2 separate regions of the Homo sapiens genome follow, and region 2 is linked to region 1. Evidence: read pairs that join two places in POLR2A ChIA-PET (ENCODE). Cell type or tissue: OCI-LY7. All regions are shown on one strand. Links, peaks and the distances in the headings refer to the core of each region. The heading gives the core; the rest is flanking DNA.

Region 1 (15,985 bases), core at 5,877-9,876:
ATATAGCACGGAGGGAGGTGAAAAGTGGTGGGAAGTGGAGGAAGGAAGGGGACCGCTAGAGCCAACCTGAGTCGCTCTGCTTTTTCCTATTTTGTAAGCTAAACATTGTCAAAGCATCCATTTAAAGGAAAAGTTCTGCTGCTACATATAAAAGTTAAAAAACCACTGTGTCTACCCTTCCTTTTGCTAACACTGAGAGGCAGAGTGGTTCAGCACAAGGGGACACAAAGTGGCTTAGCACGAGTCACGAGATGTGACGGGTCTGAGACCTCTCAGCCTAGAGCTCCCTTACCCCTGGGCCACTTTGTTAGACACACCTCCTTTAATTCAAATCCCCGTCTCAGTGGGACATGGCTTTTTCATTTTTTCAAGGAAAGGTTTAATCTGTCCAGATCCCTGTGAAGATCTTGGCTCTTGGCGCACCTGCTGGAGGTTCGAGGTCCTGCAACCACAGAGTAGCTGCAGGACCTTCAGGATGTCCCGAGCCACAAGGTCTTTGACCTGCATTTTGCAACCTGGTTGTGTCTCCCCTTTGGACTCTGGGAACCTTGCTGAGATTGGTACAATATCTGTGCTAAAAAGGTTTGAAATTATAGCTAGTATTGTGTTACCTTCCTGGTCCAACCTTCACAGACATTGTCTGACTAAGTATATATAACTCTTGAGTGTTCACTGTGTACACCGGCTCACAAGAAAGGCAAGGTTCCTGATCCCAAGGATCTAATGGAGAGACAGAAACAAATATAAACTTTTGTCAACTATTTCAGAGACAGTTATTTTTGTTATACAAGATTGTTATGCATGCTAGTTATGTGGAGAGGATTTCATCTCTTAGAAATGAGACGGGGAGAATCTGGGCGATGAGAAAGAAGACCAGAACTGGGGAGTACAGTCTAGAATTGCAAGGGGTTGAGTTTGCTATGTGAAGCAGTTAGTTTTGGACTGTTGCACTTACTATTTCTGAGATTTGAGCATCTGACTTTTCCTTTAAGCTTTTGTTTTCTCATTTGTAATATGGGAGTGAGAGTGCCTAGTTCACAGGGTCATTGCTGGGGTTAAATGAGATAATGTATGTAACCTGCTTAGTATAATACCTAGCACAGAGTAAACACTCATTAAATTTTCATTGTTATCGTTGTTATGATTTGGCAGCGAGGAGTCAAAAGAGCCTATTTTCTTAAACTCATCAATGGTATAATCAGAGCTTTGCATCTCGAAGTAAAGGAACACTCTGCTTTTATTATTTATTTATTTTTCACTCTGCTTTTAGACATAGAATTCAATTGCCTCAGGCTACAACAAACTGGCTTCAATCTACCTTTCTGAGTTAACTTCTGTTTATTTCTATCCATCTGCCCACTTCTCTCACTAGTGACCTACACATTTTCTTTTTTTTTTTTTTCTTTTCTTTTTTTTTTTTTTCTTGAGGTGGACTCTTGCCCTGTTGTCCAGGCTTGAGTGCAGTGGCATAATCTTAGCTGACTGCAACCTCTTCCTGCCGGGTTCGAGCCATTCTCCTGCCTCAGCCCCCTGAATAGCTGGGATTACAGGCACACACCACCACGCCTGTTTAGTTTTTGTATTTTTAGTAGAGATGGGGTTTCACCAGGTTGGCCATGCTGGTCTTGAACTCCTGACCTCAGGTGATCCGCCTGCCTCGGCCTCCCAAAGTGCTGGGATTACAGGTGTGAGCCACCGTGCTCCACCCACATTTTCTAAGCTTGATTTTAACTTGCTGGTCTTTGTCATATCTTCTCAGTCATTGCTGGGGTTCAAATCTTTCTTTTCTTTTTCTTCTTTTTTTTTTTTTTTTTTAAAGATGGGAATCTCACTATGTTTCCCAGGCTGGTCTTGAACTCCTGGGCTCAAGTAATACTGCCTTGGCCTCCTGAGTAGCTGGGACCATAGACATATGCCACTGTGTCTGGCTTAAATATTTCCTTCTGTCGGAATGCCCTTTGTTCCTTCATCTGTGCCCCCCTGCTCCATCCTCTTTTAATTCCTAGCCCAAAAGTCTAACCCACCCATTGGGAGGGATTCTGCAGAACTCATAGAGTTTACAACATCTTGTCCTTCAATTGCAGTCAGTCTCTGTCTTGAACTGGATTTGTGAGCTCCTTGAAGTTGTTTGTATCTCACAGCTCTTTGCTGTAACATCCCTGGGGATTCAAGCACGCACACATAGTAGATGCTCACACATCTATGCAATAAATTACTTTAGTGTCTTTCTCAAATGATCAGCACAGGAAGCAAATGATAAAATGCAAACCAGAAAACAGACCTCACTGGGCTCTGTGCTTGTCAGCCTTGGGAATGGATTTCTGGCGAAGATCCGGCCCCTCTACAAATGACAGAGATGACTTGGCTCTTTTCAGGAATTGAAGAGAATCCTGACAAGTGGCATGTTGGGAAAGGCCTGAAGGAAGCCAGACCAGCTTGCTCTCAGAGCTCCTTGGGTCCCCTGCGGCCCCCAGGTGATCTTCAGCAAGACCTGGTATGTAAATGAGCCTCATCTGCTGGCTCAGCCTGCTGCCCACTGCTAGGGATGCTAGAATTCCAGGGTAAGCTTCTGTGAGCCGGGCTGGGAGGTTTAGTGGGTTGGAGATTACTAGCTTTTTGGTATCTGCAGCTTGAAATACCTTGTGCCCTTGATTAATTCATGCTTGGGAGCATCCTCAGTGCTCTCTGGAAAATAGCTCCTTACTGTATGTTTATTTCCCCACGGGCTTATTTCAGAGAGACTGGAGCCTGTGTTTCTAACAGCTTCTCCAAGGAAAACATCGCAGGCCACGTTTCCGGAACTGAGAATCTCAGGGGGTCTTTGAAACGTCCATCTCTATTACCTCCTTTTGGCCCAGCATTTGCTTTTAGCTGAAAAGGGAGATTTTGTCTTGAGCCTTCCTGTAGACATATGTGACTTGGAGTTTGAAAATCTGACAGCTGCTGCTGAGCTTTGAACTGCAAGAGTGAGCAGCATATAGACATAACCCCGTAGAACATCAAATCATTTTCCTTTAATTCCCAGAGACTTAATGTTTCTTTGTCTTGCGAATGACCTCACTGCTTTTTGTATTTGTAATGGAATGCACAGTCATTTGTAAGTAATCACACAATAATCCCTTACACTTTTATAATGCCTTACCCTTTTCCATAGGGCTTTCACTCTCATTATCTCATATGATCCTTATAACTGCTCTGAGATATAAGCAGAGCGCCTATTTTAATCTCCAATTTTCAGGTGTAGAAACTGAGGTTCAGAATAAAGTTAGCCAGAGTTAAAACAGTTAGTATGTAGCAGAATTGGAAAGGGAGTCTACAGAATTGGAACTGGAGTCTCCTAAACCAGTGTTTCTTTTGCTCCTTATTGCTGGTGTGACCTTGGGAATATACTTAACCTCTCTGAACCTCAGTCTTCCTATCACTAAATTGGGTATAATACTACCTCCTGGGATAGTTGTTGGAAGGGATTCAATGAGACTGGGAAATCATTTAATAAAAGGTAGAACACACTAATAATGGGAGGCATCATTGTACTTACTACATGGGCCTTGACGGCGAACAGTGCCATCAGAACTGTGAAAGAAAATAACATTTTTTCTCTCTTTTTAGAAAGACACAGGTTCAGAATGGTGTTGTCAGGGATCACAAGCTCCCAGCCCCGTGATTAGCAAATTGACCCTGCTGCCCTGTCTGCTGGCTGCTTTCTTATTCTGAGAATTGTGTTGACAAGACCCTCTTTTCCTACAGAGCTCTCTCTTAATGTTGCTTGGAATAGCCTTGTGTCCTGGAGACAGTTTTAGGTCTGGCAGGATCTGAGAACAGGAGTGGGGATCTTGGAATGGGATCTGCATCCCTGAGCTTCATCCACAAAGGGTGGGAATGTGGCTTGGGCTGTGGGGTGGAGGTAGATGAACAGCTGGACTTGCAGGTCTATCTTCTGTTGTTTCTCAATAAAGTAGACAAGTCCATCTGATGGGTGTTTAGTAGGGTATGACTTGTGAGTCCACAAGGCCAGCAGTATATATGCTGAATGGACTGCTTAGCAGTAACACACTGGAAAAATCCAAAAAGAATGGATTTCAAGTTGGCAAAAAATGCATTAGAAGTCAGCAGTGTGATGTGGTCAGGAGAACAACCAGAGTGACTGTGGGATGAGGTCTTGGATAGCTTTGTTTCTATATACAGTCAGCCCTCTGTATCCATGGTTTCTGCATCCATGGATTCAACCAACCAAGGCTCGAAAATATTAAAAAAAAAAAAAATCCAACCATAAAAAAATACAAATAAAAAAACCAATATAATATAACAACTGTTCACATAGCATTTGCATTCTCAGGTATTATAAGTAATCTAGAGATGCTTTAAAGTATACAGGAGATACTACCTCATTTTATATAAAAGACTTGAGCATCTCTGGATTTCGGTATCTCAGGGGTCCTGGAACCAATTCCCCATGGATACTGAGGGAACGAGTGTACATACTCACCTACAAAAATTCCAAACCAGTGAGACAGACATAGGTTGAAATATGGTCCTGAGAGGCAGAACGTGAAGCAAGGGATGGAAGGCCGGGGAGGAACCAGATTTCAGTTCCGTGTAAGGAAGAACTTTCTGATGGAAAGATGGAATTTGCAGTGGCAGGAGATAATGATCTTTGCTTCACTGGAGACCTCAGGAATACCAATGGGGCAGGCACTGGGCTTAATGGCCTTTATGGCCACTTCTAATTTTGAGATCACAGAGCTAGGAGGATGAGAGGCACACATATATTGAAGGAACTGAAGGGTCTCTCTCTATGTGGATGTGGAAACTGATCTCCAAATGTTTGCAAGATGGAGGGTACGTTTAAAATATTTCATTCTGGTTTTCATATTGATCTCTGTGGCTCTCCCCTTGGTCTTTGGTTTTTAAAGCTTAAGACCATTCCCAGAAGCTCTTTTCCATGGAATAATCTCCTTTCTTTGCTGGAATGCTCCTGTTGGGATGCAGGAAGGGACTCTGAGCTCCTGACAGAATGAAGACCACCCCTTTTTGCTCTCCAGACCTAATTTTGACGTCCCACGCCCACCCGCTGAGGAGGGTTGCAATGGCGAGATCTCTGTCCTGAATTCTGGTTCTGGCATGCAGTGGAAGGCCCTCTGATTCTGTTTCCTTACCTATTTTAATAGTAACTTATATTTGTGTTCCTTCATTAAATGTACAATAAATAATAAATGTTTGCTTACGGCATGCTTGTTAAGTATAAAACAAATAATCAAAATGAATGTGTAATGACCCTTTGGATAGACCAAGTAGAAGCTGCTTTTAGGACACATGATTGGACCATTTCTAGATATCTGCCTAATTTGTAAATGAAAAATATGTAAGCTACACAAGGAGCACTGACTCGTCTAAAATCTTAACGACTGACTGATTTGGGCTTGGGGTTTGGGGCTTGGGTCCTTCATGCCCTGATCAGAGCTGTTTATAGCTTGAAGACTTCCTGGGGGTGAGAACAAGCAACCTCTTGGTGCAGTCCAAAGCCAGGAAATGGGTGACGATTTTGAAAAAGGACTCATCTGACCTCCAGAAAGCCTTTACAACCAACAGTAGAACGAGATCACTAAGAAACAGAACCACCGGGAAGCCAAGATGTGGTACTTGGATTCCCATCTCGGAGCACCTCCTATATCCCGACACACCATTTCCCCTAGTGTCTGATCTCTCTTTCTCCTCCTTTAATTCAGTCTGGAGTCATTTTAGATCAGATTCATTCCTGATTGGCTTCACTGCTCCAACTTAGTCATCACAGAACCTTAGGGTTGGAATCCATGTTACAAGTTAAACTGAGCAATTCACCCCCACTTTTCCTGACAACAGTGTTCTCTTGAGAGTCTGGTTTTATTCTGAGTCTTCCAGCCCGGTGTCTGTGCCCATGAAGGACTCATGCCAAATTACATTCTCAGGAGGACTCCCAGACCAAGAGACTCTGGGCTTGGGCGTGAGAGACTTGGGGCTGTTCTTTTTCTTTTTTTTTTTTTGAGAAGAAGTTTCACTCTTATTGCCCAGGCTGACATGGAGTTTCACTCTTATTGCCCAGGCTGGAGTGCAATGGCACAGTCATGGCTCACTGCAACCTCCGCCTCCCGGGTTCAAGTGATACTCCTGCCTCAGCCTCCCAAGTAGCTGGGATTACAGGCACACACCACCATGCCTGGCTAATTTTTGTATTTTTAGTAGAGACCAGTTTTCACCATGTTGGCCAGGCTGGTCTTGAACTCCTGACCTCAGGTGATCCTCCCGCCTTGGTCTCCCAAAGTGCTGGGATTACAGGTGTGAGCCACTGTGCCCGGCCGAGAGGAGTTGTTTTGAGACTCACCTGCCATCATAGGAACCATAGCTTAAATTCTTGTGACCTTTTCAGGTGCATCTCCCAAAATATCTCCCCTCCACCAAATTAATGATTTATTTCATAAATTTAGTTGCATTCTGGATGGTCTCATTCTTAAGATGAGCTTAAAGCCTTTCAGACCAGTCACTTCCTTGTTTGGGGTGGAGGAGGTTTTTTCCTGGAATAGGACAGTGTATGGAAGGGTTGAGAATCCACTTCTTTAGCGGTTAATAATTTACTCCGAGTAAGGAATTCTTTGTTAAAGTGGGGCATGTTCTTCAAGTGCCAGAGAAGAGAGAAGGGTGATTTTTCTGACATCCTCCAGCCTGCTTCTCCATATTTGGAAATGTTTACCCACCAGGCTGATCTATTGGAAGAGAGGGAGGTGACTCAGGGTTTAGGAGAAGCAGGATTTGAATTCTTGTTTCCAGAAACAAAGTCGTCCCCCCACCCTGCCCCCACCCTTCCCCCTTCATTCCTCTGTCCCTTGTTCTGGAAGCTGAGGCGAGAATGTCTCAGTTCTGTTCCCTTCAGGCTTCGAGACCACCGCCTTGCTGTGTCCCGTAGTGGACTGAGGGCCTGCAAGAGGGAGTGAGGGCTAGTGGAGGGCCAGCTGCCTGTGGGGGCTGGACATCGTGTGAGTACATCATTACTGCCATTTCTGCTCACAGACCTGGGGCTTACAGCCTGTGGGCTGGCTCACTTGCATGGTGATGGGACACGTTGCTGGGAGTGCTGGTCACTTTTATTTGGGGGTGTGGACAGCTGCTTTCCCAGGGGAGTACTTCTTACAGTGGGATTTCAAGACAAGATCGGCCTGAAGAAAAATTATATTTGTATATTTTTTAAAAAGTAGGTATTTCCTCTCATCTGAGGCCTAACTTGAGTTGGGTAGAAAGACAATTTGGGAGTGCTGTTGTCTGATGATTAAGGCTAAAGCAACAAGCTGGAAGGGATGTCGGGATGTCTGTGGACATGTAGGGAGGGGTAGTTTTAGCTTGAAAACAGTTATGGTGGGATTTAAGAGTATGCAAAATGTTGATGTGTAGCATTTGCACAGCATCCACGGTCTGGAATACCTTGTGTGCAGGTCACTGTGTAGATTTGATGAGTTGTCAGAGTTGGAAGAGTCCTGCAGAGTTTTCAGCACATCTGTCTAATTTCACAGTGTGAGATAATGGGCAGCAGAGACCCAGGCCCTGAAGACAGATGGCTCATTATGTGGGATTAGAACCCAGATCTTCTCTCTCAGTTCGTTCTCCTTCCCCTAGACTTAAGCTGCCCCCTCTATTGCGAGATGAGGAAATTGGGAGATGTTAGAACTGTCCACACTTACTAATCTAGTTGGTGGGAAATTGAGGACTAGAACCTACTTCTAGTTCAGACCTCTTCCCGTTAGGATATATGGGCTCAGATGCCTAGATTTGTTGTTTTTGTATGAGGCTCTTTTCTTTTCTTTTTGTTCTTTGATTTTTACTTACCTTTCCCTTCTTTTGTTCATGTGAATGTCGTATGAATGCAACCTTCTGCTCTCCTTTGCTCCCTATATCTTTCTCTTTCACGAAAGGGGATGATCACTTGTCCAAAAGGCAGAATGAATAGTGTGGAACTTCCTTTCTATCCATGGAAGTGAAAATTATGCAATTTTCCCTGAGAGAAATTCAGCAAGGCTTCCCATCTGAGCCTCTACCACTATTCTTGAAGCTGTAAGAATTCTGGAATATTATGCCCATTCAAAGGTGAGTCCTGATTCTGATTAGATTTTAAACACACACACACACACACACACACACACACACACACACACTTTTTAAGCCTACCAAAGCAGGATAGAGACCCAGAAGACACCGACCTATTACGTCACCTCAGATGTTTCACAGCCATCAGGAGTAACTCTTTGTAGTCAGCTCAGTTTCAGATCAACTTTTTTTTTTTTCTTTCTTTCTTTTTTAGACAGAGTCTTGCTCTATCGCCCAGGCTGGCTGGAGTGCAATGGCGCGATCTCGGCTCACTGCAACCTCCGCCTCCTGGGTTCAAGCGATTCTCCTGCCTCAGCCTCCTGAGTAACTGGGATTACAGGCATGCACCACTAGGCCTGGCTAATTTTTGTATTTTTAGTAGAGACAGGGTTTCACCACGTTGGCCAGGCTGGTCTCAAACTCCTGACCTCAGGTGATCTGCCTGCCTTGGCCTCCCAAAGTGCTGGGATTACAGGCATGAGCTGCTGCACCTGGCCTCGGATCAACTTGAGGGCCTTATTTTCCAGTGCAGGGAAGATGGTAGAAATATGTTTTGGGGAAGCATTTTATTACCAGTGGCATTAGGTGGCAGATGTAATAGAGCAGAGGAAGTGCTCTGAGACCTATGTTTGTTCTGGCCAGTTTTAAAGAGAGGGGAAGCGACTCTCTAATCTGCTTTGAAGCAAGTGGGAGGAGGGAAGTTGCACAGGACTCCCAGGAACCTGTACACAATCTGTCTCCTTCTGTGACCAGCTGAGGCTGGGTGGTGACTGTAAGCCCTGTTCATGAGACAGGAGGAGAGAGCCTTGAAGAAGGAAAGCCTGGGGTGTTTTTCTGTGGTGCTGAGGGACAGGGACAGTAAGAGGTTGGAGTAAATAATACCAGTATGAATACTAATACTCTGAATAAGGACAGCTGACAAGCATTGGTTGCTTAATGGGTGCCAAGCACAGGGCTAAACACTTTACCTAAATTATTGTGGCACTATAGCTGCCTTTGAGTAGGAACTATTTTTTAAAATATTATTTTTAATTTTGGTGTAATACATATAAAATTTGCCATCTTGATGGTTTTTAAGAGTACAGTTCAAGCCTGGGCATGGTGGCTCACGCCTGTAATCCCAGCACTTTGAGAGGCCGAGGTGGGCAGATCACTTGAGCCCAGGAATTCAAGTCCAGCTTGGCCAACGTGATGAATCCCCACCTCTACTAAAAATACAAACATTAGCTGGGCCTGGTTGCATGCACCTGTGGTCCCAGCTACTCAGAAGGTGGGGATGGGAGGATTGCTTGAATCCAGGGAGTGGAGGTTGCAGTGAGCCAAGATTGCCCCACTGCACTTTAACCTGGATGACAGATCGAGACCCTGTCTCAGAAAAAGAAAAAAAAAAAAGAGTACAGTTCAGCAGTGTTAAATACATTCATATTGCTGTGTAATCAGTCTCCAGGCCTCTTTCATCTTGCAATCTGAAACTTTGTACCTATAAGCAACAGCTACCCATTTTCCTCTCCTCCAGCCCCTGGCATCCTCCATTCTACTTTCTTTCTCTATGAATGTGACTACTCTAGGTTCTGTATCTAAGTGGAATCATACCGTATTTGTCTTTTTGTGACTGGCTTATTTCACTAAGCGTAGTGTCCTTAAGGTTCATCCATGTTGTAGCATGGGTCAGAATTTCTCCTTTTTAAGGGTGAATTATATTCTGTGGTAATGAATATACCACATTTTGTCTATCCATTTAGGTACTATTTTTTAACCTCCATGTTATAGAAGAACAGCAACCAGAGACTTCAAAGGGTTAATTAAGTAAGTGGCCCAAAGTCACATAGTCAGTAGTGGAGACTAATTTTACCTAAGAATGGCATGTGATCAGGAGTAAGCAGATATTGGATTCTAATTGGCAAGAGTGTGACAAATCAGGGTGCTTCTCAACTGGATGGTGACACCTCCTTACACCTTGCTATGGCATTTCAATAAAGCAAGTGTTCCAAAGGGCTGTACGCAGCTATGCTTCCTTTCTTTTGTATTGGGCTCTAGGAAGCCCATAGCTAAATTTAAAGCTCACCTCTAGCAAATGGTATGAGACATCCAGCTCTTATTTTTTGTATCCCTTTCTCCTTTCTTTGCTTTATTTTCTCCTCTCCTTACCCACTTTCTCACTTAAATCATGAACTATTAGCATCTTTTGTCAGGTACCTCAGATCATTTCTGGAACAAGGCAGAATATATAGATATGTGGCATGATATCTAATATTTTAGTAATTATTAAGTCTGTGGAATAGTAGGCCAAAACTGGCCATGATTTTTCTGACTTGACTCTGCTCGTCTTCTTCTTCTTCCTTTTTTTTTTTTTTTTTTGATGGAGTCTCACTCTCTTGCCTAGACTGGAGTGCAGGGCGTGATCTTGGCTCACTGCAACCTCTGCTTCATGGGTTCAAGCCATTCTCCTGCCTCAGCCTCCCGAGTAGCTAGGACTACAGGCACTTGCCACTACACCCCACTAATTTTTGTATTTTTAGTAGAGACGGGGTTTCACCATGTTGACCAGGCTGGTTTTCAACTCCTGACCTCAGGTGATCTGCCTGCTTCAGCCTCCCAAAGTGATGGGATTACAGGCATGAGCCACCACACCCCACCTAACTCTGCTCATAATGCAATGTTTCATCTGGGCAATGCCCTGCCCCTTTCTGAGTCTCACTTTTCTCACCTGAAAGAGGAGGTTACTGTTGATGACAGTGAACATTTAGGCTGTGCTGAGTTTTACACTAAGCATCCTGTCTCTAACTCTCCCAACACTCCCACAAGGCAGGTGCTATTATCCCCATTTTACTTTTGAGAAAATTAAGGCCTAAAGAAGTGAGAAAGCTTGTCCAAACCGCTATAGCTCTTGGGCAAAGGCATTAGTGACCAATGTGTATTTGACTCCAAAGCCCAGGATGTTAGCCACAGTGCAGGGCTACTATCCTTTTATACAATCTGTCAGGCTTCTTCCATCCGTGGCATGTATTCATCTAATTTTATTAAATCTTTATTGAGTTTCCACTTAGGTGCCTTGCACTGTTCTGGGCATTATCCCAGTACTCGATTTAGAGCAAAGAGTAAGACACACACAACAACGATCTCTTGGTGCTTACACGCTGCTGCAGGTGTGTGAAGGAGGCAGATAAAGGAACACTTAAACAAGAGGGACTGATAAGTAACCCAAGGGAGGAGTCACAAAGGGCATTCTGACTGTGAGTGAGTGGGGAAGGACTCTGGGAGGTTATGTTTAAGCTGAGATCTGAGTGACAAGGAGGCCACCTTGTAGAAGTTGGGGGAAGAGCACTGCAGGCAGTGGAGACGGTCAATGCAAAGGTCAAGGCTGTGAAGTGGGAAGGAGTTTGTGTTTGAGGAACAGAAGGAGACTGATGTGCTGGCAGGATGTGGGCTGCAGGGGAAGAAGCAGGAGAAAAGAATAGGGTCTAGCAGGTGGTGGTAAGTGAGAGACCTGAGCTTCTTAGACCTGAGTCCAGATGTGATGGGTTATGTGTTACAGGCATCTTTCCAGCTGCTGTGGAGGGAACCTGATAGTAAAAGGGAGTCAAGGGTAGAAGCAAGAAGGTTAGGCTAGACTTTTACCGTAATTCAGGTGTGATGTGGTGGTAACTTTGACTAGGGCATAGAAGTTGGGCAGGAGAGGTAAGTTTGGGGCATGTTTGGGAGTGATCGTCTATAGGATCTCAAGTGTGATTTCCTTCAGAGAAATGCTGAGCTAAATGGGCAGGAATCTGGGATACTCAGAGGGAAATGAAAATAGGTGCCCTAGGGGGTTGCCCAGATAAGCAGCTGGCGTTCCAAGACCAAAGAGTATCTGTTTCTCACCCCTCTCCCATTTAGTTTCTAACCTTGAGCTTTGGGCCAGTGCACAGAGGATGGTGGCTTCCTGCCTTTGGCTTCCCAGCTGAGAGCTGTTGGAACGCCCCAAAATAAGCCCTGCAGAACGTGCAGCTTCCTTTGCTCTCCCTGGGTATTTTTGTAAAACATTCTTTCCCACCAAGAATGAGGAACGTTCAGAGTGATGCTGACTTTATGGGCTGTATTTAACATGTTGTTTTTTCATGGTGTTGTCTGTTCATGCAGAGATTTCTGTCTCCTGTAAACTCCCTGGTAAGGAATCTTCAATCTCCATGTGAGATGGGTCTGGAAGGCTCAGTGGGAGCCCAGAAGAGCTGGGGTTTGAAAGCCTCTCCTTGTCTTGAGGACTGGACTGCGGTCCAAGGGCACCTACCAGCCCTCTTTTTTCATTTACATTTGAATTCACAGTTGCTGCCCTTTGGCAGTTCCCTGTAATTCCTTTTAACAGGCTGGGCTTTCCTGCAGATACTTCATTTTTCAGGTCTTGGAGAAGTTAGGTAGTGGCTGAATCAGGTAGAGAATCCAAAATTCTGACCAAGCCCCATCCTCTAGCCACCAGGCCAAAGCAACTTAGCTTGTGACCTCATCCTCCTGTGTATCCCCTGGCAATCTTATACTATAATCAGCCTAAGCCCAGAGATGCTCAGAAATCATACACTAAGTCATCTAAAACTCATTTCTGAGGCTTTCTCATGCGCCCCTCTTGCAGTCTGTAGTTACCAGGTTTTCAAATAATTAGCATAATCTCTTAAAAACAGTGTTTTGTTATTGCTCATTCAAGTTTCTTCTAAAATTTCTTTTATATTACCTATTCATTGAGTTGACAAACATTTATTGAGTTCTTACTGTATGCCAGGCATTGTGCTAGGTGCTGGGGATTGATTCAAAGATAATTTGGAGGCGTATGGAAGGGGAGTGGATAATTACAGCACAGTGAGATAAGTGCTATAATAGGGGGATATATAAAGAGCCAGAAATAGCACTATGAATAACATCTTTGAACAAATTGCCTTCTTTTTTCCTTTTGGATTATTCCCTTATGTATATTGCCCAAAGTGGGATTACTGGGTCATTTAAAAGATGAAAACAATTTGGCACAAAAAGATGTAATGACTTGCCTGGGGAATACAGCTCAATTTTCAACAGAGAAAGAAAAAATTGTTGACAAATCCAGATTTAGATCACTTTACCAGGAAGATGGGGCAGTTTTTATACTACCCTTTCAACATGGTGGCTTTTAGGGGCGGGGTGGGGGGGATTTATTCTAAACATGTTAGCCTGCGTGTAGGAATCACACGTCCTCATATTTAATCTCACAACTTGATTGTTCTCACAAGAACCTAGCTGTATACATATTATCGTTTCCATTTTACAAATGAAGAAACTGCACCCTTGATAAAAGGAAGTAAGTTGCTCAAAATTCCATAGTTAATAAGTGTAGAATCCAAGGGTCAAGCACAGTTCCTTTTATTCTTTGACTCTATCCTGTTCCCCATGCTGTGTTTACCAATTGAGGGTACCTGTGCTCTAGCCGGGGCCCGGAATTTAATATTTAATGAGTCACGGAGGCTCTTAAGATGATGGTCAGGCTCTATGAAATAGGTGTAGATTTTCTTACCTCTGAAGTCATAGCCAGGGAACAATGTCTTTCTGTATATTGACCTGAAAGGACCCAAGGGCGCATTATTCCTGACCCTGGCTCAGGTGCTGAAAGGCTATTTGCATAGCCCTACTGTTAGAGCACAGAATCCCAAGTAAAGCTGAAACCATGCCACAGTTTTGCTGTGAAACATTTATTACTTTTCTAGTACTTAACAGTATTAAGTAAAAACTCCTGCCCCTGGTATCCAGGACCTGTCATAAATGGACACCAACATCGGTCCACTGTGGGTCCATGTGGGTCCTTGATGCTCCTGCTTACATATCTTTAAATCAAACACATTTCCTACCAACCCCCAGATATATCTTGCACTTTCTCACCTTCATGCCTTAGCACATGCCTTTCCTTTAGCCTGAGATAACCTCTCCAATCTTCATTCATAGAACTCCCAATCCTCCTGTAAACTTCTGCACAGACGCCATCTTGGGAAGGGAATAATCCTTGATCACCACCTGCTCTCCCATCCATTAGAAGTGATCTCTGTGTTCTCTGTTCTGCTAACTCAACCACAGTTAGCTGTGAGGCAATAGAGTACAAATGTATGCTGCATATGAGCATGGGATATGGATTTGAATCCCGGCTGTGATACTTCCTCACTGTCAGTTAACTTGCTTGAGCCTGAGTTTTCCCATCTGCCAGATGGGTGTGATACAATAGGTGCTCCCCCTGAAACCCACCATGTTGACAGGAGTAGTATAAAAATGGTCTGATTCTCCCGGTGAGGTCACGTAAATCTGGAATCGTCAACAATTTTCCTTTCCTTTGTTGTCATGACTTTTTTTTATGACATCACCTCATGTCATGTCACCGTGTGGTATGAAAATTTGCATTGTTACCTGTGCTTCTTCTGTGGCACTTGTCCTCCCTTACTTGATGTCTTATCTCTCCTTCTAGACTGGGAGCTCTTCAAGGGCAGGGAGGGCATTGCATCTTTGAAGGCCTTGACATATGGATACTGCTACAAAGTTTCCTTTAAGGGAAAGGAGGATTCCATACAACCTAAGTGGTGACATCAGCACAGGCTCATTACTAATCTCATGTCACGAGGTTTCAGGCCTGGCTGAGAACTCTGTGAGCTCTGTGATGTTGAGCTTCAGGCACATAGAGTACAAGCTGGGTAGGCCTCTGGCTCCTGCTTAAGAGACAGCAGAAAGGCTGGATGGAGCCTGTCTCCAGACCAGCTTCTTCTGATTCAAGGAGTTGGGTGGGACTGGCAGTTCACTGAAGGCAGAGTGGTAGTCCTGCTTGGAACGTGAAACTTTGTTTCTTTCCTGGGCCTTCCAGTGGGTCTGTTATGTTGGTGAGAGTTTCAGACCTAGAGGAAAGGGTCACTGAAGGTATGGGTTAAGAGCAACTCTGAAAGCCACCTGCCCCCCGACTTCTCTGTGAGTGGGGCCACAGGGAGAAGATCCCTTCATAGGTAGCTCCCCTACCCTTGCTATGCTTGGAAACTGACCATGGAAAGGGATTCATTTCTTAAAGGGATAGGGCTACCATTTAACTTTCTATTGTGTCACTTCCCGAAACGCAACACCTATGGCTTAAGATCCAAGTGCTTTAGAACATGAGATACAAGGTCTTCCAGGCTCTGGCTGCCACATCCCTTTCCAGGCGTGTGTCCCACCACATTCCTCTGCATCCTCTGTCACTGGCCTCACCAGATTAGTCACTTTCTCTGAGAACACCCTGAACTCATCCTTCTCAAGGCCTTTGCACATTGTGTTCCCTGAGCCTATTTTTCTCCTCCTCATCCGTGGAAATCCTCTTGGGTGTTCAGGCATCGTTTAGAAGTCACATCATCTGCAGAGAACTTTTAGACCCTCAAAAGGACGTTGCATGTACTCGTGCTTTTCTACACTTTTCATTCTGTCTTTTGTGTTCCAGTGTGTCCCCCATTGAGGCTCTTCGACACCCCTAGGCATGTCCAACTCAGCACCTACACCTGCTAGGTCCACACACTGTGTTATCCAAGACAGAAGGTGTTAGCAAACCTCTCTTTGGTGCGCCCCTGAATGCAGAACATGTGACATTCTGTTAACTAACAGTTGTGCCAGAGTGGTTTCCATAGCCCATACTGGGGTTCCCATGATTTGTTTGATCATGAGCCCGGCCATTCGAATTGTTTTTGAATTGGTCTGATATCAGCTAGTTAATTGTTAACCCTTTTCAGGTTTGTTTCCCACATACCAGTAGATGTCTGCTTAGTGCCAGGGTTCTGAGCTTTTTATTTCACTTAAGAATATAATAGCAAGGTAGAATTCAGGAAAGATTTACTTGCTGTTAATGTGAACTTTTAAAAAAATAGTTTGAAATGTAGGCTTT
Region 2 (15,985 bases), core at 5,339-9,338, 230 kb after region 1:
CAGAGATGATGAGCTCCATTTTATAAAGATGGGGCAGTTTTATCTCAACAACTAGTGTGTTCTAGATCAAGGACTGATTCCAGATTCTCAAAGTCCTACAACAGTAATCTTCACCATGCTGTGTGTATGCGTGCGTATGTGTTTATCAGAATATATTAGAAGATAATTTGCAAGCAGGGATTGGTTAAAGTTGAATGTTTATGTATTCTTTTGTAGTGTTGCTTACGTTTTAAATAAAAATAAAACTGCAGTGGATGTGCATTTGTCATCATTTAGAGGCCTTCAGACCCCAATTCGTAGTTTCTTCACAGTTGCCTCTATTTTCTGATTACTAGTCCCTGGAAGGTACAGTGTCAGAGTTGAAGGGATGTTCTCAAATCCCCCTAAAGTTTTCCATTGCAATACTCATTACAGTTTCTTTTTTTCTTTTCTTTTCTTTTTTTTTTTTTTTTTTTTTTTTTTTTTGAGATGGAGTCTCGCTCTGTCGCCCAGGCTGGAGTGCAGTGGTGTGATCTCGGCTCACTGCAAGCTCTGCCTCCCAGGTTCACGCCATTCTCCCACCTCAGCCTCCTGAGTAGTTGGTACTACAGGCGCCCGCCACCACGCCCGGCTAATTTTGTTTTTGTATTTTTAGTAGAGACGGGGTTTCACCGTGTTAGCCAGGATGGTCTCCATCTCCTGACCTCATGATCCGCCCACCTCGGCCTCCCAAGTGCTGGGATTACAGGCGTGAGCCACCGCGCCCGGCCGCAATACTCATTACAGTTTCTAATTGCGTATGTGTGTAAAAGAACATATAACTTCCTCACAGACTCAGCTGTACACTCTACAGGGGCATCATTGTATCTTAGGGGTCTAGCCTAATGGCTGGTGGGCACTAGGTGCTTAGCAATAACTATTGAATGAATGAATGAAAAAATGAATAAGTGAATTCAACACAACTTTTATTTATTTATTTTTATTATTATACTTTAAGTTCTAGGGTACATGTGCACAACGTGCAGGTTTGTTACATAGGTATACATGTGCCATGTTGGTTTGCTGCACCCATCAACTCGTCATTTACGTTAGGTATTTCTCCTAACGCTATCCCTCCCCCAGCCCCACACACCCCAAGAGGCCCTGGTGTGTGATGTTCCCTTCCCCGTGTCCGTGTGTTCTCATTGTTCAACTCCCACTTGTGAGTGAGAACATGCGGTCAACATAACTTTTAAAATCCAGAATGTCAGTACTAAAAGGAGCCTTTTAAGTATTAGAATTCAACTTAATGAAATGTTGCTACGTATTTTCTCTGTTCTCATCACTGACGTAGCTGCTTTGGAGCATCTATATCTGATATTTAGATAGTGGATGGCTTCTTGCAAACACTTACATTGCTCACGTAGTAATGTGAACCAACAGATTGGTGGCCCGGGCAGCAACATATTTTCTATAATCTGTAGCATGAAGCCAACTGAGGTGTGACCGTGGTATTTCCTGAAGTGGCTTTCTTTTGCTTTTCTGTTTTGATTATTATGTGGCTGTGGATTTAGTTCACACCATCACTGTGAAGAATTTTCGAAACTTAAGAATCAAGCTCTGTTTATACATTTTCAACGTAAGCCCTTAATTACAGTCACTCCTCGGGCCCAGTGATTTTACAGTTACATGTCAGATTGAGGGGTTTCGTCTTGAGAATGTCAGCTGGCTCTGTGAAGAAGAAGAAGAGCAGATACGTGAGTTACCCAGAGGAGTGCTGATTGAGTCCAGGAGTCTTTCTGTTTAAGAGCACGTTGAAAGAGTTTGTGTGTCTATTTGTAAAACCATTTTGGAGATGATAAAAAGCATTCTGAGACACACAAATTTTTTTTCTGTTTTCAAAGGCAAGACAGAGACATGTGGACAGGTTGATGAAGGGATCATTGTGATCTTTTCTCTCAGAACTTGATTTTCATTACTTGAACTTTGTCTTCTATGCTTTTATTACCAACACCTGTACACAAAGGTACACATAATACTTGCAAAAAAGAGAAGAAACTGTTTTCAGACTGGGGCTCTATTAAGTGTTCATTGACCACAATCTACAACAACAAAAATGACAATTCCTGCTTGCCATTGAAAATAATGCAATTGAAAAGAAAGGGCGGAAGCAAGTTCTTGGCTGCATAGCTTCAGTCTGATGCCATATTCTAGAGTGAAAAGGTATTGGCTTGGTTTTGAGGCCTGCCTTCATCACGTGAAGGCTCTGTGGCCTGGCAGGGTTATCTTACGCTATTGAACCTCAGTTTCTCCATTTATCCAATAGAGATGGAAAGTATTGGCCTGCATTTATTTCTCCTTCAAATGACATATTGTATAGAAGCGTATCGTAAGTTGTAGGTACTTAACAAACATGAAGGACTGTTATGATCTCACTTTCTGGGCTAAGGAGAAAATGGTGGGATGAGTTTCATGTCCTTTTCTTTGTGGTTTTGACTCCAGCAGCTTCCAAACGACTTTTGCTGATGTTTCCTAATTAGCAATGCTGAATCTCGTGTTGTATCAATCCTCCCCATTCCTTAAGATGGAAACAAGTGTTCCAGTTATAGCTATACCATGTGCCTGACAGGAAAGAATTGGGTTGCCATCAGAACCTTAATTTATCAATCTCAGTGGCTTAAAATTTTGAATTTGCAGCTTAATATTATTCATTAACAAAGTATTTTTCATCCCTTAGCTTTCCTCCAGGGAACAAAAGGAAATGGTACACACTAGCTCTTCTAACAGGCTCTCATTCAATAAAGGATGGTGTGCCCTTAATTTTGTTAGCATGTGTATAAAGAATGTACTTTTAGTGGACATGCTTCACTTTGCAAATATAGTGCATAATTTTCAAATACATCTTTGACTCTTCCTCAAACCTGCTCAGAAGCTGTGTTTTTCCTCTCTTCATTAAAATGTTCCAACCTGGAAATTTTCTCTTTACAATTCAGATATTTTTCACTTCTTGGGAAGGGAATAACTAAATAATTTCAATACTTTAAACTACAAGGATGATGTATTTTTGTTCTACACAGCATTGATATGGTGGAGCTGTATTCTTTTTCTAATAATACAAATAATATAGGGCTGTAAGGGTTTGTATCATTGCATGTATATGTTAAGAGGATAAGAGGTATGTATAAAAGTAAATTTTGAGAAATTATAAGTATAAACCAAAAAGTCTTATACCTTTAGCAATGCCTTTAAATCTTGAACTTGAAAGAAAAAGTTATGCCCGACTCGTTGATTGCATATTAAATAGGAAAATACATTTGTTATACTTGAACTAGATTGTTCTTAGGATTTTGTGAAAGAAAATATATAAGCATGAATTTATTATAGAAAATAAAAATGACCCTAGAAGAAAACCTAGGCAATACCATTTAGGACATAGGCATGGGCAAAGACTTCATGACTAAAACACCAAAAGCAATGCCAACAAAAGCCAAAATTGACAAATGGGATCTAATTAAACTAAAGAGCTTCTACACAGCAAAAGAAACTATCATCAGAGTGAACAGGCAGCCTACAGAATGGGAGAAAATTTTTGCAATCTGTCCATCTGAGAAAGGGCTAATATCCAGAATCTACAAAGAACTTAAACAAATGTACAAGAAAAAAACAAACAACTCCATCAAAAAGTGGGCAAAGGATATGAACAGGCACTTCTCAGAAGAAGACATTTATGTGGCCAACCAAAATATGGAAAAAAAACCTCACTATCACTGGTCATTAGAGCAATGCAAATCAAAACCACAATGAGATACCATCTCACGCCAGTTAAAGTGGTGATCATTAAAATGTCAGGAAACAACAGATGCTGGAGAGGATGTGGAGAAATAAGAATGCTTTTACACTGTTGGTGGGAGTGTAAATTAGTTCAACCATTGTAGAAGACAGTCTGGTCATTCCTCAAGGATCTACAACCAGAAATACCATTTGACCCAACAATCCCATTACTGGATGTATACCCAAACGATTATAAATCATTCCACTATAAAGACACATGCACACACATATGTTTATTGTGGCACTGTTCACAATAGCAAAGAATTGGAACCAACCCAAATGCCCATCAATGGTAGACTGGATAAAGAAAATGTGGCACATATGCACCATGGAATACTATGCAGCCATAAAAAAGGATGAGTTCATGTCCTTTGCAGGGACATGGATGAAGCTGGAAACCATCATTCTCAGCAAACTGACACAGGAACAGAAAACCAAACACCGTATGTTCTCACTCATAATTGGGAGTTGAAGAATGAGAACACATGGACACAGGGAGGGTAACATCACACACCGGGGCCTGTTGGGCAGTGGGAGACTAGGGAGGGATAGCATTAGGAGAAATACCTAATGTAGATGACAGGTTGACGGATGCAGCAAACCACCGTGGCATATGTATACCTATGTAACAAACCTGCACGTTCTGCACATGTATCCCAGAACTTAAAGTATAATTTAAAAAAAAAAAGTAAAAAAGACATTGATTCATTCATTCATTTATTCAGGCAATGTTTGGAACTCATGATGTGCCAGGCACTGTTTTAGGACCAGGAATAAGCAATGACCAAAGTATTTGCTCTCCTGATAGATTATAAACAAATAAATATATAATAGCTCAAGCTGTGAAAGTCACAGGCACACAGAGACACACACATCTCCAACATATGCAGCAAGGTAATGAGATAAAGAATTCCTGGCCATTTTTTGTGATACAGGATAGATGTAATGGTTTCCTATCAGTTTTATCATTTTTAAGGTCTCTCTTCTTAGAATAAATTATTTTATTTGTTTCTTCCGTATGCCATTTAACAGGGAGGGGAAGTTTTCTGCCAGTTTTGCACCCACTGTTTTTCTTTTTCAGTAAGAGCCTTCTCATAGTCTGCTTGAAGGCAGCGGTCTTGCCACATGTGTTCTATGCATAATAATTTCAGGAGAGTCTTGTCCACAATGCTTGGTTGATTACGGCTTGTGGGACACCACTTAAATGACTAGAAACAGCTCTCTTTAATAAACACACTGGTGTTGTCCATCATTTTAAGTGAGCATGAGAGCCCAGCTTCATTTTGCCACTCCAATCTCACACGGCCTAGAAGAACTAGTGAAAGTAGCAGGTGGTGTTTGACTTTCAGTTTTTCTGAAATGTGTCTCTTTCTGCCACTCTCCAGACGCCGTGCCAGTCAGGCCCTCAAGGTCAAAACATCATGAAATTGACCATAGATTATCTCAGCCTTTTCTTTTTAAAAGTGTCATTGTAACCTGTTGGTTACTGTGTATGTCATTTAACTTCTCTGTCTTTAGTTTCTGAAGTAACTGGTTTTACATTGCCATCAAAAGGCTTCTGTGGGTTTTTATTTTTCTTTGTTTTTATTTGTTTGTAAACAATCTCCTTTTCTAAACTCATTTCCCCAAATTTCCTTAATTTTTCACGGACTGATGAAAATGTTTTGCTGCTTCCAGAGCTTGTCAGCTTCTCTTTGTGGCATTGCTTTCATTGTTGTTCTCCAAGTTCCCACTCAGCTCCTGCTTTCTTCAAAAAACCCTTTGGTTTCTAACATCTATGTTTTCAACATGGCAATGGAGTGAGTTGCCCAGGGAATGATTGGACCGTGATTGTTTTCATGGCTTTCTTTTGCCTTTTCTCCATGTCCTTTTTAGCTCTAAGCCTCATTTGTAAGCTTTCTAGAAATGTGGATTCTATTATAGAACTTCTGTTTTTCTCATTTTTGTAGTTGCTTTCTCAAGAGCAGGTGCTGGTGACCACAGGACGAGTGAGAGACGAGATGGTGTCTCTCCTTTAGCAGTTGGCTTAATTAAGGAGGTTTTTTGAAGTGTATGGGCTTCAAAAAGTCTGACATGTGATTTGTGGCCTGTGTGGTCTAACTCTGATTCCTTTGGATACAGAACCTTAGAAAGCCTTGAGAAAAACCTCAGAGATCATCTATGCAATCAATTCTGGCTTTACCTGGAGGGAGTTTTATAAAACACAAATGCCAGGGCTTCAACTTGAGAGACTCTGATTTCATTGTTTTGCAGTGGGTCTGCACATCAGTAGTTTATAGAAATTTCCCACATGATTTTGTGAAACCAGGGTTGAGAATCACTTGATTTTACAGGGCATATATAAGGTCCAAAGCAAAAGTGACTCTTGGCTGGGCGTGGTGGCTCACGCCTGTAATCCCAGCACTTTGGGAGGCCGAGGTGGGAGGATCATGAGGTCAGGAGATCGAGACCAGCCTGCCCAACATGGTGAAACCCCGTCTCTACTAAAAATACAAAAATTAGTCAGGCATGGTGGCAGGTGCCTGTAATCCCAACTACTCAAGAAGCTGAGGCAGGAGAATTACTTGAATCCAGGAGGCAGAGGTTGCAGTGAGCAGAGATTACACCATAGCAGTCCAGCCTGGGCGACAGAGTGAGACTGCCTCAAAAAAAAAAAAAAAAAAAAAAAATTAACCTGTCATGGTGGCATGTAATCCCAGCTACTCCAGAGGCTGATGCAGGAGAATCACTTAAAACCCGGGAAGTGGAGGTTGCAGTGAGCCGAGATCGCGCCATTGCACTCCAGCCTGGGCGACACAGCAAGACTCCATCTTAGAAGAAAAAAAAAAGGTGACTCTCCGGGATTCTATAGCAGTATGGCCATAGAGTAGGGACAAGAACATATGCCTCCTCATTTACCATCAGTGCTATTTCTATTTTGTTTACTACCATTTACTCTCATTTGATTGTGTCAAATTATCTACTGTTGTACTGGGGGGCCAGAGTGGATTCCCAAGCCTCAACCACATAGAAGAGTAGATTGGAGGTTGTTTTCAAACTATTCAACATTATCAGTGGGTTGAATTTGTAAGCTATCAACTCAAAATATAAAGATAATTTTTATAACAGGGTCTATATTGGATTGTAAAAAGAGGGTCATAGGATTTGGATCTTTAGGGCTCTGTAATTCAAAATTTGGGATGTTCATTAGGACTATTTGTGTTATGTTGTAAAACAATTGTACTTGTTGGCAGACGTCTTGGGTTCAAGTTATGATTTTGCATTTAGGAGGTTTGGGAACGTGGACAAACTCCCTTTTGAGTTTTCCTTCACCCCGTCTTTGTAATGGAGATAATATTCTCATTTCCCTGGGTTTTTAGGAAGGTTACCTGAGATGACTCGTGCAAAAGCTAACACATAATAGATAATAATATCTATCTATATTGAGATATCTATATTTAGATAAAGATATCTATATTTAGATAAAGATATCTATATTTAGATATCTATATTTAGATAAAGATCTATATTTAGATATCTTTATCTAAATATCTATCTAAATAAATGTTAATTTATTCTGAAGTGTGGTAAGTTTATCTAACATTTACTGTAGCAACCAAGGTGGGGCTAAATATGGGGACCAATCAGAAAGACGATCTCTGTCAGTTTTGCCTAGGACGTTCAGTGGGACTTGGGTAGGAGACTGTGGACTAATCTCACCTCTGGAAATTTGTGTGGCCTGTGCTATAACTGAGAGGAACCAAGTAAGCCTGTGTATATGGCAAATGGTAGTCCTCTCCCAAACAACATTTGTAAAGAAAATGCATTTTGCACTATTTCTTAGTGTGTCTGAGGCTTTTTATGTTCATAAAAATCTTAGTGAGTTGTTGAAACGTGCTTTTCTGAAAAACCTTGGAATTTACCTGGTTTAGAATTAGAATCAGAAATGTGTCTTTTTAAACTGTATTCTACCTTCTTAAATCTTTTGCCTTCTGCAGCAACATGGAGCAACTCTGATACTTTTTTCTACTTGAGGGCCTTTCGTAGTCAGAGATTATACTAAGATAGCAAAAAATAGAAAGTGACACACTAGTCAAGGTTGGTTTATTGTGTGGTAGGAAATCCAAAAGACGTTGGAAGCAACAACAATAGCTCTGAGGTCCTTGGAACCAGGAGTTTTGAAACTTTTACTTTACTGCACGTCTGTTGACATGATTCCATGAATATTTCTGCTCTTTCTCCCTTATGTATACCAGATCCACTGGGCTGAGTTAAATATAAGACCCCAAGCATGGTCAATTCTTATTAATAGTCCTTGAAGAGGCTCTCTCTTGTTTTTGATTGACTTTCTTTTTCTTTCTTTTCTTTTCCTCATCCTTTCTCCTTCTTCCATTCTCCCTTCCACCTCACAGAAGCCTAACGGGCTTGGAATAGCACTTATAAATGCATGAATTTTTAGAAATATATACTATTGTTTTCATTTCCACAATAATCATGCCTAACATTTATCAGCCACTTCCCATATGCTAGGCTCTCTTTCAAGTCCTTTAAATGTAATAACTATAATAATCTCACAACAAACTCCATGAGACAGGGACTGTTATCTAGTGTGTTTTATAGATTAGAAAACTGAGACACAAAGAAAGTAACTTTCTAAGCTCACATACCTGGTGAGTCAGTAGCTGAGGCAAGATTTAAAATCAGGCAATCTGACTGTACATCTCACTCTTCGCTACTTTGTCCTTGTGCCTTTAGATCATGGTTCTGTGCTATCGATCTGATCTTATTTCTTACTCTTTTTACTACTGTTGTTGCTCAGCATAGTCTTCCCCCCTCAAAAATAAGTAACATTTATATTGCTATTATTATTATTATTATTTTGAGACAGAGTCTCGTTCTGTCACCCAGGCTGGAGTGCAGTGGCACAATCTCAGCTCACTGCAACCTCTGCCTCCCAGGTTCAAGCAATTCTTCTGCCTCAGCCTCCTGAGTAGCTGGGATTACAGGCGTGCACCACCACGCCTGGCTAATTTTTGTATTTTTAGTAGAGACAGGGTTTTACCATGTTGGTCAGGCTGGTCTTCAGCTCCTGACCTCGTGATCCGCCCACCTCGGACTCCCAAAATGCTGGGATTACAGGTGTGAGCCACCACGCCCAACCTGTATTATGAATTATAATACATAGATAACGTGTAAATATTTAATGTCACATATTATTCGTGTGAGTTAGATTTGTAAATTTGATTAGCGCTGAGACATTGGTATTAGTTTTTTCTACAGATGAGAAAACAATTACATACTTTTACAAATGATACAAATATGTGTGAAATATATTTAATCACATACATGAATAATGCTCAGTGAGCAGGCATAGAATTGTCAGGACCTTTGCAGTATCTCCAATATATACCCTGCCCATAGATTAGGAACTATTGCTGTACTATTGCTCATCAGTTTAAATAATTATGTTAATTCACATTTATCTATATGATCAGCATAATCTTTCAAAAATCGATTTACAGGCCTGGTGCGGTGGCTCACGCCTGTAATCCTAGCACTTTGGGAGGCCGAGGCAGGTGGATCATCTGAGGTCATGAGTTCGAGACCAGCCTGACCAACATGGTGAAACTCCTTCTCTACTAAAAATACAAAAATTAGCTGGGCATGGTGGCAAGCGCCTGTAATCCCAGCTACTTGGGAGGCTGAGGCAGGAGAATTGCTTGAACCTGGGAAGCAGAGGTTGCAGTGAGCCGAGATCACGCCACTGCACTCCAGCTTGGGTGACAAAGTGAGACTCTGTCTCAAAAAAAAAAAAAAAATCTATTTACATTGCAGCTCCTTTAGGAGGTTTACTACTTGTAATACTGTAGAGTCTTCCAGAGTGTGCATCCATTGTATTTCACTGATTGATTTCGTTAGTGATACACCTCAAAGTGAGGTAGTCATATACCTCCAACTCTTGGCTGCCACAAATGTACTGTCGTGAGCATTTTGTATATGTGTTCTTAATGATTGGCAGAAGTTAGCTCAGGATTTGTGGCTGTGGGGAGGGTGCTTGATCATAGTGCATTTTAATATTGAGTTTCACTAGGCTCTGTGTTTTTTGTTTTTTGTTTTTGTTTTTTTTTAAACATAAAGGCTTCACTAGGGTTACTTTCCCCCAGTAAAGCATTAGGATTCTTGTTTTCTTCATGCCATCACCAGCACGGGGTATTGCATGACTTTATATTTTTTGCTAATATGATGGGTATGGAACTACTAGTACCTCCTGGTTTCTGCTTCTTTTCCATACATAGTAAACAGATTCAGTCTCTCAAAATTACTGGGAAGAAAAGTGATTTGTTTCATAAGTGTTAAGTGTCTGTTTCTGGTCATGGCTATCTCTGGGACTGTGGTCATAGAGAGGCATACTGGCTATTCAGCAGGGTTTCTGAGTGGGAAAAAAATCTCTTGAAAATGTGGTGTTGTCAAGGAAGGCCATTTTACTGATGTTACTTCAGGGCCCTTCTTTCATTCCTTCACATTTTTCAATATTTATTGTATGGCAATTGCATTGTAGAAACTTTTCTAGGTACTTGGGAACAAAATTGTGAACAAAATAGACATGTCCTGTGGTTTCTCTGGAACCTTTAGTGTGGTCAAGGGGACAGGCATTAATCAAAATACTCAAGCAAACATTTAATTACAAACTATCATGAGTGCTACAAAGGGAAAGGAGAAGAGCTCTGGTATATAACGGGGTAGATGATCTGTGTGTGCTTACTTGATGCAGGTGTCTTTTGGGGATGCTATAAGACAGAAAATTTAGAGGATAAGGTAAAGCAGTAGGAGGAATATTCAGACAGAGAGAATAATGTGTGCAGAGATCCACAGGCAAGAGGGAATGTGGCATCCTCGAGGGATAGTGAAACCAGAGTTGTTTTGAGGACTTTTATTCATTTATTCAACATATTTTTATGGAGTGCTTACTATGCTCTAGAATATGACAGTGAACAAGACAGAACACTAGGAGATGTTTGAGATGAGGCCGAAAAAATAGGTAAGGGGCTCGCCCTATTGTACACTCATCTCCCTTGGTTTGTTTTTTTGTGTGTTTTCAGAGAGAAACAGCCGTACTTAACAATCTGGTTTCAGATTCTTTTAACCTTCTGTTTGCCTTTCTCTGAAGGTGCTACAGTTTGTTTGACACCCTCTTCAAGAGGGGCCAGTAGAACTAAGGATAAAATTTTTAAGTCTTCCCATCAAGAAATGTGTCGTTAACATTAATTAAGTTTCCTCACTGTTATCAATGAATATCCCTCCGTATCCTTCTCTTTCACTAGCTGAGCATTATATTATGTGTTGTTCAAGGGCAGATAGTCTGTGAAGAAGTGCTTTAAAAACTGATAGCGTGTGGGCTCTGAGCATGTTGTGCGGCTGACTGGCCCCCACCTCCTCTTGTTTCCTTTCTCCCCAGAAAGGCCTCACTTGCTGCATGACAAGTCAGGCTATTGTTTGCTCATTCGATATTGTCAGCTAAGATGCTTCACAATTCCTTAAGAATTTATTATTGTTGTTGTTGAGGGATGATAGAGTCCTCTTCTTCTCATTTAAGTGACGTGTATCGAAAAGGAAAAATGACAAATAAGAAAGGACTTGGGAAAATTTCCTCCACTCCTGACTTCCAGACCTTTAGAACTTAATGCTTTCCGTTCAGTACTTCTGCCCCCTAACCTTAAAGTCTTGAGAGAAGAATGACTGGTGTTGACAGGATGCTTGTTTACTGGCTTCTGCCTAATTTTTGAGGCATGAAGTGGCCATCTCATATAAAGCAAGTAGTTCACATCCTGGGACTGAGACTACAACCTGGTTTCTCCTTGTCTTGTTTCGATGGAGTTATTCTGTATCCTGTGAAGAATCTCTGTTTTGTCATATTGTATTCCCTCTTTAAATCTTTTATATCTCTTTCTCGTACTATTTTGCCCCTGATGCTGTTTCTTTCTTTATTTTAAGCTTTAGATTCACCTCTTAAGTTGTCAGCCCACATGGCCATACATGACCATGGTTCTTACTGGTGTGAAGAAAGCAGATTGTAGCTGGTTGTTTGAGATGCCTTCTTAGGTGGACCAACCTCTCTCGGGTTCTTTGGTTTTATCTCTTGCTCTTCCTCTTGAATGTTTATGATACTTCCTGGTCACGTCATTTCTCTTTGACTCTTTCTTTCTTCCTTCCTTAGGTTCCGGATTCATACAGGTATGAATCTACTTCCCCATCTTTGCCAACCCTGGCATCGTGCCCCCTTGATTCCTTGGCTTTTCACAGGCTAGATGCTTAATGGACTCTGGAAGCCTTTATCTCTAGGACGCCTTTATCTGTAGGACTGGGCTTTTTTGTTTGTTTGAGACAGGGTCTCACTCCGATCACCCAGGCTGGAGTGTAGACCTGGGGTTTCTAAACACTCTTCACCTTGTGCTCAGCTCCTTGTATGATACCGACCGGATCCTATCCATGGACAATAACAATCTTGAATGTGTTCACAATGCCTGGGGGAATAAGTCCCAATCCGGCCAGGAAATGCTGATCTCCTTCCGACGGGATCTGCTTGTCTCACCTCAGCGCCAGTTGCTTCCCTTTACAATCTCTTTGCTGGCCAGGTTAGAACATGTGCTAATTCTCTGAAAACACACCATGCTTTCCTTCCTCTGTGTCTTTGCTTGAATGGTTCTCTCAGTCCAGAATACATTTTAAATATTTCTACTTCCACAAATCTATTCTATAGTATTTATCAAAATAGTACCTTCCCTATTAAGTCTCCCCTGATTCTTTAGCTGAAAGTTATTTTGATTTCCTCTGAGTTCCTGTTAATTTTGTGGGTACTTCTGTTAGGCTTCTTAGCATTCTACAGATAAGGAGATGGGACTTCGTTTAAACAGCTCTGGGCCACAAATATAGCATGTAGAACTGTGGAGATTCTAACTCACATTTTAACCTAAAATGCCATACTCTTTTTATCCTATTACATTCTTCTCATTCCATATATGTCTATCTTATGTAGTATGATTGAAGGCAGGGTGCTTGAATAAGGTGTAATGTTTTTGAATACTTAGCATATCCTAGGCACTGTGTGACATATTTTGCATTTATTTAATTTGGCTGTCATAAAATTTCTGCAAGGCAGGTACAGTTACTATTCCCACTTTACATATGAGGAAGTGAGGTATGGAAAGATTATGTAACTTGTCCAAGGTTAGGCAGCTAGCAGGTGACAGGCAGGACACCAGCTTAGGCAGTGTGGCATCACAGCCTATGCTTGTAACTGCCGTGCAATGCTGTAGGTAAGCAAGAGCTAACAATATAAGCCTGAAACTACTGGCTTTCTCAGTTGATGGTATTTGAGAAGTGTGGTCTATGATATTCCTCAGTAACTTTCATCCATGGAAAACCAACATATCTCATTTCTATAGGTTTTAGGATTTAAATATTTTTAAGGATTTTTCTGTTGTAGACTTTAAATTTACGATTTGAGATAAACTGAATGCTAAATCTTTCCTGCTTGGGAAGAATTCAGATGTAAAATTGTAATTTGTATTATTGGAAAACAACTCCAGTTTTATGCATTCTATGCAAGGATGAGCTATGTATTAGTTCATTTTCACGCTGCTGATAAAGACATACCCGAGACTGGGAAGAAGAAGAGGGTTAATTGGACTTACAATTCCACATGGCTGGGGGAGGCTTCAGAATCATGGTGGGAGGTGAAAGGCACATCTTACATGGCGGAAGCAAGAGAAAATGAGGAGGAAGCAAAAGCGGGAACCCCTGATAAACCCATCAGATCTCATGAAACTTATTCACTACCATGAGAACAGTATGGGGGGACCATCTCCATGATTCACATGATCTCCCACGGCATCCCTCCCACAACACGTGGGAATTATTGGAGTATAATTCAAGATGTGATTTGGGTGGGGACACAAAGCCATGACTAGAATAAACCACATCAAGTTACCTGCTTATCTAAAGTTTTAGAAGGTGTTCACAATGTTATTCGAAAGCCAACTTAGTGTAGTGAGCATTTGGAGAAGCATCCTTTATACAAGTGAGATGACATACATTGTTAATATGTGCTTTTATGTTTGTCTTTGCAAGATCTGAGCTAGAATAGAATCATAGCTCTAGGGCCAATTAGAGTGGGAGATAGTTTAATAGATAACACAGGTGCTATTTTGTCAAGTTGCATGGTTTCTGGACAGTTTACAGAGAAAAAATTTTTAGCTGAGAGCCTGATGAAGTCTTAAGGCTATTATTAATAGTAATATTTGGGGACTAGCAAAGTGCTCACATAAAAAGCACCAACAAGGATTAAAAAAAGAGAAGGTACTGACCAGATTCACTGCCTTCTATTCCCAAAAAGATTATTAAAAGGTTCATGTAAATAGAATATGCGCACACCCAGGAGAAAGTGATTTATTTTTAAGCTGAAGCCGAGGTTTTACACATCCCTGATAATAGGGTTTAATTAATGTTTGGAGTGAATAAAACACACTCAGAAGAAGTGTAGTCATATCCTTAATTTCCTTGATTGGCAAAGTAATTGATATCATGTGTGACATTTGAGTCAGTGCTATTTTATCAGTCACTTGCTCTCTGCGAGACAGAGACTGTGATTGAAAACAGTAGGTATGGGTACTTGATTTTAAAATGAACTCTATCATAATATACTGATTACAGAATCAGAAGGGCAATGTTGGTGAATATTTTTGGGCAAAAAATGACTGTAACCTATTCTAGATATGGTAAAACCAGCTCTCAGTACTTACCCTATAAAGAGAATATTGGTTTTTTTCAGAATTTTGCAGAGGGTCTTTTTACTTAGGGAACAAAGAGAACTGTAATTGTCAAATGTGGTTGTAAAACGGTAAATCTATTTTTGTTCATGGCTCATTCATTCACTTGGCATTTAAAAAAAAATTTTTTTATTTGTTTATTTTAGAGACAGGATTTTGCTGTCACCCAGGCTTGAGTGCACTAGTGCAGTCATAGCTTACTGCACGCTCAAACTCCTGATCTTAAACAATCCTCCTGTCACAGCTTCTCGAGTAGCTGGGACTATTGGTGTGCCCCACCACACCTGGCTAATTTTCTATTTTTTGTAGAGATGGGATCTTGCTATGTTGTCCATGTTGGCACTGGGCTCAAATGATTCTTTGCTTTCGCCTCCCCAACCACTGCGATTACAGGCGTGAGCCAATGGGCCTGACCTCATTTGGCGTTTATTGACACCATATTAGAAACCCTGTACTACGTATAAAGATTATTGGGGGAAACTTCTCAGCTATGCATGTGTGTACATGCATATGTGCTCATTAGATCTTGGTGTAAGTACAGTTTTTCTTCTAGTCATGGTTTAAAATATCTGAAAAGGTGCTATGGGGACACAGCAGTTTACACCAACAGGGACCTTATAATTAAGTAGATATGACTGTAACATAGAGAGCGATAACGTTATAAAAGAAACACAGGTATGTTACTATAAGAATGTGATGAACAAATCATTTGATAAAGATATCAGCAGAGGCTTAGTGTGGGAGATGCCTTTTGGCTGGACTTGGGCAGTTGGTTAATTCTGAATGGGGTTTGGGGTAGGGGAGTCAGGTGAGGATTGGTGTGTGTAGGTATGCCTAAAGGCGTGAAAATATTTCCAAGAAGGATTGCGTTTCTTTTTGCCACTGATGGCAGAGTCAACCTCGGCTTCTGAGTTTAAGAAGAGTGTGAGCACCTCGAGCAAATAAGTCAGCTAAACAAATGGAGCTGAGGCATTAGAAAACGCCTGTCGATTTTTAAGAAAAGGAGCTCAACTCTAAGAGTGCAAGGAAAAATAAATGCGTGGAGTGACAGGATAATAGTCTATAATTACTTTTAAGATTGCTATATTGAGGCTGTGACAGTCACTTAGTTCCTGAGTCTTTTCAGGAAAGGGTAAGAGGTAACTAGCCAGAGCTGGAGTCACTCCTTGTAGAAGTTAGGTGGCTTTGATAGTGACATTAACTCTTCAGAAACTCCATGACTATTATTTGGTATCCAAAGCAGAAATTTATGAAAGAGTCACAGAATTTTACATCTGTAAGATAATCTTTTGAAAATAATTAGAAAGAATTCAGGTTTAGAATATACATGGGTGATAGACAGAGTAGTGAAAACATCCCCAGAATCTGGTCCTGCTCAAAAATGGAGCAGA

Evidence for each region. Peaks named below come from ENCODE experiments on the same cell type or tissue, not always from the same donor. Only the 100,000 strongest peaks of a DNase experiment are listed, where the experiment ranks them.
Region 2: POLR2A ChIA-PET joins it to region 1 with 10 read pairs; 1 of 35 experiments calls an interaction of 5 or more read pairs at or near these places.

The regions. Positions count from the first base shown.
Region 1 is chr3:188,205,825-188,221,809 of GRCh38, forward strand. The region is part of intron 1 of LPP (LIM domain containing preferred translocation partner in lipoma); the gene reads left to right. Among named protein-coding and RNA genes, the nearest start is that of FLJ42393, 35 kb to the left of the region's middle. RefSeq lists an enhancer at 8,169-8,318. In OCI-LY7, for the core only: no CTCF peak of the experiment used is centred there; DNase peaks (open chromatin) are centred at 8,237 and 8,757; H3K4me3 peaks cover 2,068 bases; H3K27ac peaks cover 2,904 bases.
Region 2 is chr3:188,441,174-188,457,158 of GRCh38, forward strand. All of the region lies in intron 4 of LPP (LIM domain containing preferred translocation partner in lipoma), which reads left to right. Among named protein-coding and RNA genes, the nearest start is that of LPP-AS1, 120 kb to the right of the region's middle. In OCI-LY7, for the core only: no CTCF peak of the experiment used is centred there; a DNase peak (open chromatin) is centred at 5,778; H3K4me3 peaks cover 1,157 bases; H3K27ac peaks cover 1,027 bases.